Regions from separate parts of the Homo sapiens genome. Here region 2 is linked to region 1. A link is a contact called in ENCODE Hi-C data. All regions are on one chromosome and are shown on one strand. The core of a region is the stretch at or near the end of the contact, and the rest is flanking DNA. Distances in the headings are between cores, read along the strand shown. Region 1 overlaps MTURN (maturin, neural progenitor differentiation regulator homolog). Region 2 has its middle 17 kb from the start of GGCT.

Region 1 (3,933 bases), core at 600-3,099:
AAAAACTGATCCTTTTTCATAAAGACCCAGTCACTTCTCCCAGTTTAGTGATAACAGGTATGACACAAGAAGCTGAAGTCTTTTAGATTTTATAGAGAGTAATTCTGAAACCTGCCAGAATGCTGGTAGCCTGTGGTGTCCATGGCAATGGGTGTCCATGGTAAAATATCTATAGCTTCTGCTCACTGGGCAAATATAAAAGACAACATATTATTTAACATAATATGTTGTCTTTTATATTTTTATTTAAATCTGGATTACGAAAATATAGTACCCATGAGCATTTCATGTTAGAAACCCCATTTAAAGCACTATAAGGCTGAATAGGCACAAGCGATTAAAAGTAGATGCCAGGCCACATAAAAATAAATGTTTTAATTTACTTAGAGCTGTATTCAAGTTGTTTGATACCAGACAGAAAGCTGACAGTCTGTTCTTTGTAAACTGCCTTTCCCTGTTTTTCTGTTTTGTTTTGTTTCTCAAGTTTCATTTTTTACTAAGCCCCTTCTGACACCTAGGCAGATAAAGATAAGAGTAGTGCGCAGTACAAATGTCAGCTCTGAAGAGGAGGAAGTAAATCTTCAATGCTAGGGCAGATCTTCACTATCCGTGATCCAGTCTTAATTTGAGCATGAGAGCAAAATTTAGTCATCTACACAAGAAGCAAAAGCAAGGAATAGTTGTTGGGTTTTTGTTTTTTGGTTGTTGTTTTTTTTTTTTTTTAGGCAAGAAGTGTTGCCGGTAGGGTATGTGTGCTTTCTTTGCCTTCCTATTTCCTTTCAAAGAAATCTCTTGTAAATTACAAAACTGTGAATTGGGTTGCCAAAAACTGTTGCCCTTCGTTAGATGCTTCAAACAGTGTAAATCCTATACTGCACCCTGTCCACCTCTGCTCCCTCCTCCCTCCCCTGAGAGTGAGGACCTCATCCGACCATGTAATTACCATTCGCTTGCTATTAAAGAGCCTTTCAAACTCTGGTGGTGTTTGCCTCTTTTTTTCTGCCTCCACAATGTTTGGTCCCAAAGGACACCTAATGTGGCTTATAAATGAAGAGCAAAGAGTAAAGGACCGGCAGCTCGCTGTGTGGTTGCTGTTTGTGAGGAGGCTGGGGGAAGAGAGGGAGGAGCTGGTAACATGAAACACTGCCATTGTTCAAAGATTAATCATTTCTGTGTGATGCATTCATATGTCTATTGTGATGCTATAACTGGTAGTTAGTAATTTTCTACTTCTTTGAACCAATACTTTAGTTTTGTGTTTGAGAACCCTATTTTTTCTAGCCTACTTAGGAATTCTTTTTGGCATTAATTAGAAATCTGTATTCTGTGGTCATTCTATGACATGACACCATGTCTCCACCACCTTCCTCCCGGTTATTTATTCACCAAACATGGCATTTAAATAACTCATCTGGAAGTTGATGGTAAGTTCTGTTATTTGATTAAGAGCCAGTTTCTTTCTCCAAATGAATGGGTCTCCATAGAGAGACCCATTAGATTCGATTAGATTTGAGTTTTGCTTTACAGGCACAGCATAAAGGCTTGTGTGTATGTTAGATAGTGTGTGGTCCTTTGTTTTCGATGTGGCTGTTAGAGATTGTACTCAAGTGGTGAGCTCTGTGTCAGCAGTCCCAACCCTGCTCGTGGTGCAGCAGCGGGGGCAGGCGAAGTCTTACTTATGGACTTCCTTTGTTACAGTTATTGTATCCGTCTCACAGATAGAGTTTATAAAATGCAGGTTGGCCCCTTTAAGTGCGGGCACTGGTGTTAAAAATACCCACATTTCCCCCGTGTAATCATTCTGAAATCAGTGGCTGAGGGCAAGAGGTTCTAGCCCAGACTCCTCCTGGGCTGACTGTGGCCCTAGGCATGTCCCCTCCCCACCCCACCGACTTCCGGCTTTGTTTCCTCATCTGTAAAAATAAAGAGTGGGAGACTTGTCCCCGAGTTCCCTTTGGGCACTAGCCCTGACTTGTCTAGGGGAGTCAGGAGTCGGTAGAGAGGACATGAAGCACAGTTGTAATGGAAACACTCACAGAACCAGGGTGGGGCGGCCAGGATTGGCAAAACTGTCCTGGGATTCTGAAGCTCTTTCCCCTAGGATCCCTTTTAGAATTGAAGACGCCAGTTGATATCGTGGCTGTGTGTTAGCCCAAATGCTTATGTCCCTGCGTGTTTTCTCCTGCCTTTCCACACCTTCCTTCCCTTCGTGAAAGTAATAAGGAGTCAGAACTACAACAAAGTAAAATTGGGGTGTTCAGCTTAGGGATGTAATCAACAGTCTCACTCCCTTTAGAAATGAGCCTCGTTTCCATAGTGAAGTTGGGCCGAGTGGGATCCTCCATTGTCATAGAGTTCTTTGTGTACAGGTTTGGGTTGAAGGACAACAAAATAAACAGAACCAGACCCACCACCCAGCATTTGGACGCCACGCCGGGGCTGGACAAAGTGGACTTGCTGTCCGTGTACCTGAGTGTCAGGGTGGTTTTGCCCTGTGCCCTGCCAAATCAGAGTGAATGAACATTCCTGTCTCTGTTTAGCAGACTTGGCCCTTTGGAAACTCAAGAAATGCATCCTGAAAAAGCTGGCACTGTGCTTTCCTCTTAGGACCACAATAGGCAAAAAAAAAAAAAACAAAAAACTGAAGTACTTTCCCTATCTCTAACCCTCCTTTTTTCCTTTTTGGAGTAAACAATGGCATTTGTAATGATCTGGGCAAGTTTTAATTAGGCAGTCAAGGAACAAGGTAGGCATTTTTTTAGGGATCATTTAAAGTAACATATTTTATCCTTATTTTGTTGGGAAATAGGGCAACAATGTACAGTGTAAAAACCAGCAGTAAAATTAAGTTGGCCCTTTCGGATGCTTTTTAATTAGAAGCCTCTAGAGGTCAGCACCACATAAAGAAAGGGCTTTTGAGTTCAGGGTGATCATGATGCCCATCTCCTTGTGGAGCTTTTGGAAAGGAGGGTTGGTGAATGTCCAGGCTGGGGAAAGAGAAGTGAAGAGCCGCCTTCTTTATACATAAACCCTAACATTTGACTGGGTTGTTTTTTTCCCTGCTCACCCATCTTTGCAGCTCCCACACCCCTGCGTCACACACTGTCAGTTCGATAAACATGACTTATTGACCGGTCGATGAAGTGTGCCATTTAGCTCATGCTGAGAAGGGCTGGGGAAATGCCGAAGATGAGATGGAAGGCACATTGCATTTTGCTTGGAGCAAGGTGGGAGGATGCTGGGTGTTCCAAGGCCTTTCAAAATATTTGTTAGCCCGTAGCCTGTTAAACTCTGCAACTTCCAGTGGAACATCAGGGAACACAGGTTTCTACCTAGAATCCATATCTGGCTCCCTGAAGCCTGCACAGATCAGGGGTGGGCTGGGGGAGGATTTGAGCATCTTCAGGAGGTCTGGCCAGAACTGAGATAGTTGGGAGCCCCTAAAAACTTGCAGACATACCTGTGGATCCCCGAAGTACAAGACCCAAGAGCACTGTGCAGTGATGGCCACAGGCTTCATAGACCACCGGAATTCAAGTCCAAAACGACAGGCAGCCTTGGGAGGCCACAGAGGCTCCTGGTGTTGCCCCGGGGTTTCATTTTGGCCCAACAAGGAACAGGAAGGGGAAACAATACAAAGGCTTTCCTCCCTTCTCTTTCCCTTGCCCCTTCTGTTCAGGGTTTACTGTTCCTGTCTACTAAGGAAGGCTTGACCCATAACACAAATAGTATTGACAATTACTCTGCTGGGTGATTAGATGAGCCTTGGACCCTGAGGTTCTTTCACTCACTGAGAAGATACATTGGTGGAAAGGACAACAAATATGTCACAGGCACGATGGAAGCCCAGTCTTAACATCTTAGCACTTAGTGGCATAACAGCGATTTCACTAGTACTATTAGATTTCAAAATGCTGAGTTTGGATCCTCGTG
Region 2 (4,086 bases), core at 84-2,583, 360 kb after region 1:
ACAAGTCCTTTTGCCATTTTCGTTTAGTGGGTATGGTAGCTGATGGTCCTCTGAACTGCTCTAAAGAGGCAAATAACAGTAAACACTGGTCTGCTATGGAACAGGGGGTGTTTTCTGGGTTCTCAGCCAGGTGTCAAAGAGGAAGGTTTAGAGGTAATCTGAAGACCATTTTTTAGGAAGAATATCTTCCACCTGGCCTAGAAAATACAAGAAATTAAAAGGTTCTTTCAGGAAGAAACTTAAAATACTTTTTTTCTTGAATTAATGTCATCTACTTTGTAAAAAATAATCTCTTTTGTAGAGTTATTTTGCATCTAACTTTGACCACCTATCACTGTCTTGGAAACAAACACAAAAACAATTAAAATCCAGGGAAATATTGATAAATATTTATATTTGCAAGTTAGGATTAGACAGGAGTGACAAAACCAATCCCGCGGACAATAAGACCTATGAGTATAATAATTTTGGTCTGCCTGCAAAGACCTTTCCTACTTTCCATTCCTGGAAAACTCATATTTGTTCTTCAACATCAAGCAAATGTTACCTCTTCTATCAAATCATCCCTAACTTCCAGGTAGATATGGTATTCTACATGTATAGTACTTGATCGATTCCTTTACTATTGTACTAAAACAACTTTATTTGTTTACATGCCTCTTCCCCCTACTAGACTATGATGCCCAGAGAGAGCAGGAATTATTATTTATTCAATATATATTTATTGAGTGCTTACTATGTGCCAGGACATTTTGCTTCTCCTTAGGATCACAATATACATCTCTTTATTCCCAAAATTAGTACATGCCTGTCCCCTCATGGAAGAGGCACTCAATAATCAGTTGCTAAATAAACAGCTGAGTGAATGAAAGGGTGAATGAATGAATGAGCCCTATTGTATAAGATACAAAAGGCACCAATTTTACAGTGATGTTTCAGTTCCCCAATTTGCAAACAGAACTGGTGTAAAGCTACTAAGGAGAGCATGATTTGTCATTCTGCAGGGAGATGCAGTGACTCAATTCCTGGTTGACCTGTGGGGTTTACAAAAACCAGGGCTTAGTTTCTTTAAATTAACTTTAGGAGATGGCAGTCCTGGCCTGGTCCCTTTTATGTGCTGGAGCACCACCCTAAAAACTGTTGGCTGGCTACATCACAGAGAATTCCCAGGGCTCTCTTGCTAGCAGCCAGAGTGGAGAGAGGCAGGAAGGAAGGGAGAGAGAAAGAGAGAGAGAGAAGGAGAGAGAGAGAGAGAGAGAGAGAGAGAGAGAGAGAGAGAGAGAGAGAGAGAGAGAGAGAGAGAGACAGTCCAAACAGGAAGGAATAATGCAAACTTGAGTCATTTGAAAGACAGTGGATTTTCCTGTTACTGCAGTATGTTTGCTGCAGATTACATAAGACTTGTTGATTATTCTCTTACAATACTTCTGGTAGTCTATCCCTATTCATAAATAATGTGCTAGACTTGATGTAGCTGTAGCAAATCATTTTGACATCAGGGAGTACTTTTCAAGATAAGCCTGAGCCATCCTCATCCCTGAATTCACTCATTAGCAGTTTGCTCACAAAGGTGGTCTCTGGGGTAGGCTCAGAGAGGCCCCCAGCCTCTGAATTTCACGATTGAGATAAAGACTCATTATGTGGAGTCTGATCTGGTTCCATTAGCAAAATGATTTCTGTAGTTGGGTTTAGCATAAAGGTAGGTAGGCTCAATCTTATTTGTGTTCCAAGTTAATTCCCTTTCCTGTTTTCTGCCTGGCTGTTCCAATCTCTTAGCAGTCTTGCCAAGCCACCTCATTGTCAGCAGACAACATACCTCATATTTTAATGTTACAGAAACATTTATCTTTTTTCCTTTCTATCTTTTCATCTTTCACCTGTCATTCTCTGATTTCCTTCTGCCTCAGAGAAAATCTGTATATGTTACCCTTTGTAACAAATTACCCTAAAACTTAGCAGCTTAAAAGAACAAATATGTGTTATCTCATAGTTTCTGTGAGTCAGGAATTTGGAGGTTGCTTAGCTGAGTGGTTCTAGTACAGAGTCTTTCATGAGGTTGCAGACAAGATATCAGCTGGGGCTGCAGTCATCTGAAAGCTAGACTAGGAGTGGAGGCTTCACTTCCAAGATGGTGTACTCACATGGCTGTTGGCAGGAGGCCTCAGTCCCTCACTGCCCGGCACCTCCCCAGAGAGTGCTTGAGTGTTCAAGTGAAAAGTCAGCTGGCTTCCTCCAGATTGTGTGATCCAAGAGAAGAAGCATGGAGTAAGTCACATGCCTTTTACAACTTACTCTCAAAAGCTGAACATTGTCATTTCAACCACATTCTATTATTTAGAGGTAATTCATTAAGCATCCCTTGCACTCAAGAAGAGAGGAATTAGATCCTATCTTTTGAAGGAAGGGATAGCAAAGAATCTGTGGACATCTTTTCAAACCACCACAGAGGGATTTCTCTTCCTTTTCAGGGTGAATTCTTCAACCTGTGAGCTTGATCCCATCCCTTCCCACCTGGACGTGGCTAATCAATTATGCTGTCTCTCGTAGTCTCATAATAGTAGATCCCATTTATTGAGTATCTACTTCATAATAGTAGACCCCATTTATTGAGTATCTACTATGTCCTGACCATAATGTTCCAAGAACTTTATGTAGATAAATTACTTAATACAAACAACAGTTCCATAAGGTAGGGAAATGATTAACTCACTTTTACAATTGAGGAGACCAAAGCTCAGGAGATTGTGAGCCTCCTGAGCTCACAGAGGTGAGATGTCCAACGTCAGCTAATAAGTTAAAAAGTTACACTTAAGGCCAGCCCTGACTAATTTCATATCTATGCCCCCTCCACTAATCTATTTCCACAGCGCCTCATATACTCCTTTAGTCTCTCCATCAGCTTCTTCTCCTTAGCCTTGACAAAGGCTCAAGTTGTCCTCATACAAAAATTACCTTCCTTTAAATCGTACCACATCTTGAGCTTTATCACATCTTCCCATCACCACAATTTTTTTGCAATACTGGTCTGCACACCATCCATGCATCTCTGCTGCATACAATGCCACACCTCCCATTTGTCCAACTCACAGCCATCTAGTGCTGCACTTACCAATCTACTGAAATGGATTTCTCCAAGTAAGATCACCAGTGACTTCCTAAATTTTAAGTCCGGTGCTTTCTTTTCAGCTCACATTCTGGTGTATTTGATCAATTCTAAGACATACGATTTCCAACATTTCTCAAATAGAGGTGTCTTTAAATCAATGGCACTTTGGGTTGATAAAACAAAGGTGTTTATACCCCTCTCCAGGGGTGTCTGGAGAAGAGAGAGTCGGCAAAGAGGGCAGCAAAAGAAGAGCCATACTGCATGCTCTGGGGTCCCTCTAGGTGAGGCCTGGGCGCCCCAGTTCCCTATTTGTCCTTGGCACCAGGTGCCCCCAGCTCCTTTCCTCAGGGCCCCAAGGGGAAACTGGAGCCCAGGATTGGCAGCGTGGAATAAGGGGACCCCACTGGACTCTTACCAAAGATTTGATGGTGTTATTCAGTTGACTGATTTTTATGGACCTCGGGTCCAGGACTACTGCTAGTTCTTGGCATGGGCTCTGAGGTGCATGCAGAGACGAGGAGGTGGAGGAGGAGTGGGGGAGAGGTAGAGAGAACAATCATTAAGGCTGGGGTGTGTGTGGGCTGTCTCAGCTGGCAGAGGGGCATGCCGTGTCCACTGTGGGAGGAGGTTGGAGGGCTGGCCTGCAGGGTCACTGCACCTCTCCCCAGAGCCTCTTACCTCCAGATCCTTCAGGGTAGCAGATGATGTAGGGCCCTCCCCGTGGATACCTGTTGCTGACTACCAGAGATGAGAATGCACATGGAGATGTTCTGTCCCCCTCAGTGTCTAAGCCCTCTGACTTCCTTTCTTCCCCATCAACTGGCTACATTTTCTTTTCTGCCTATCTTGGACGCTTTGTCCCATAACTCCTTTGTGCCGACTTCTCTCATGGTTCTTATCCCCCCACCATCCCACCCTGAGGCCCTTTCAGTGACTCTTGATGGCAAGTGGCTGTTCTCATTGTCCTGGCTTCCCCTTGA

The links. A loop is a pair of places that touch in the nucleus more often than their neighbours do. Pooled maps may share reads with other maps.
Region 2: a pooled map shows a loop between it and region 1 (3-fold over the local background). The contact joins two enhancer-like sites. A Hi-C loop is called at or near these places in 1 of 168 maps with a recorded cell type or tissue (OCI-LY7), 4 of 37 single-sample maps with no recorded cell type and 6 of 50 pooled maps.

Annotation. Positions count from the first base shown.
Region 1 is chr7:30,161,787-30,165,719 of GRCh38, forward strand. MTURN (maturin, neural progenitor differentiation regulator homolog) reads left to right here. Exons shown (of 3, transcript NM_152793.3): 3 at 1-976. Among named protein-coding and RNA genes, the nearest start is that of MTURN, 29 kb to the left of the region's middle. RefSeq lists a silencer at 1,663-1,722. Within about 2 kb of position 1,850, at least 16 of the 41 ENCODE cell types and tissues checked have a DNase peak (open chromatin) inside an H3K27ac peak, as active enhancers do.
Region 2 is chr7:30,519,623-30,523,708 of GRCh38, forward strand. It overlaps the pseudogene LOC100287825. Among named protein-coding and RNA genes, the nearest start is that of GGCT, 17 kb to the left of the region's middle. Within about 2 kb of position 1,334, at least 7 of the 41 ENCODE cell types and tissues checked have a DNase peak (open chromatin) inside an H3K27ac peak, as active enhancers do.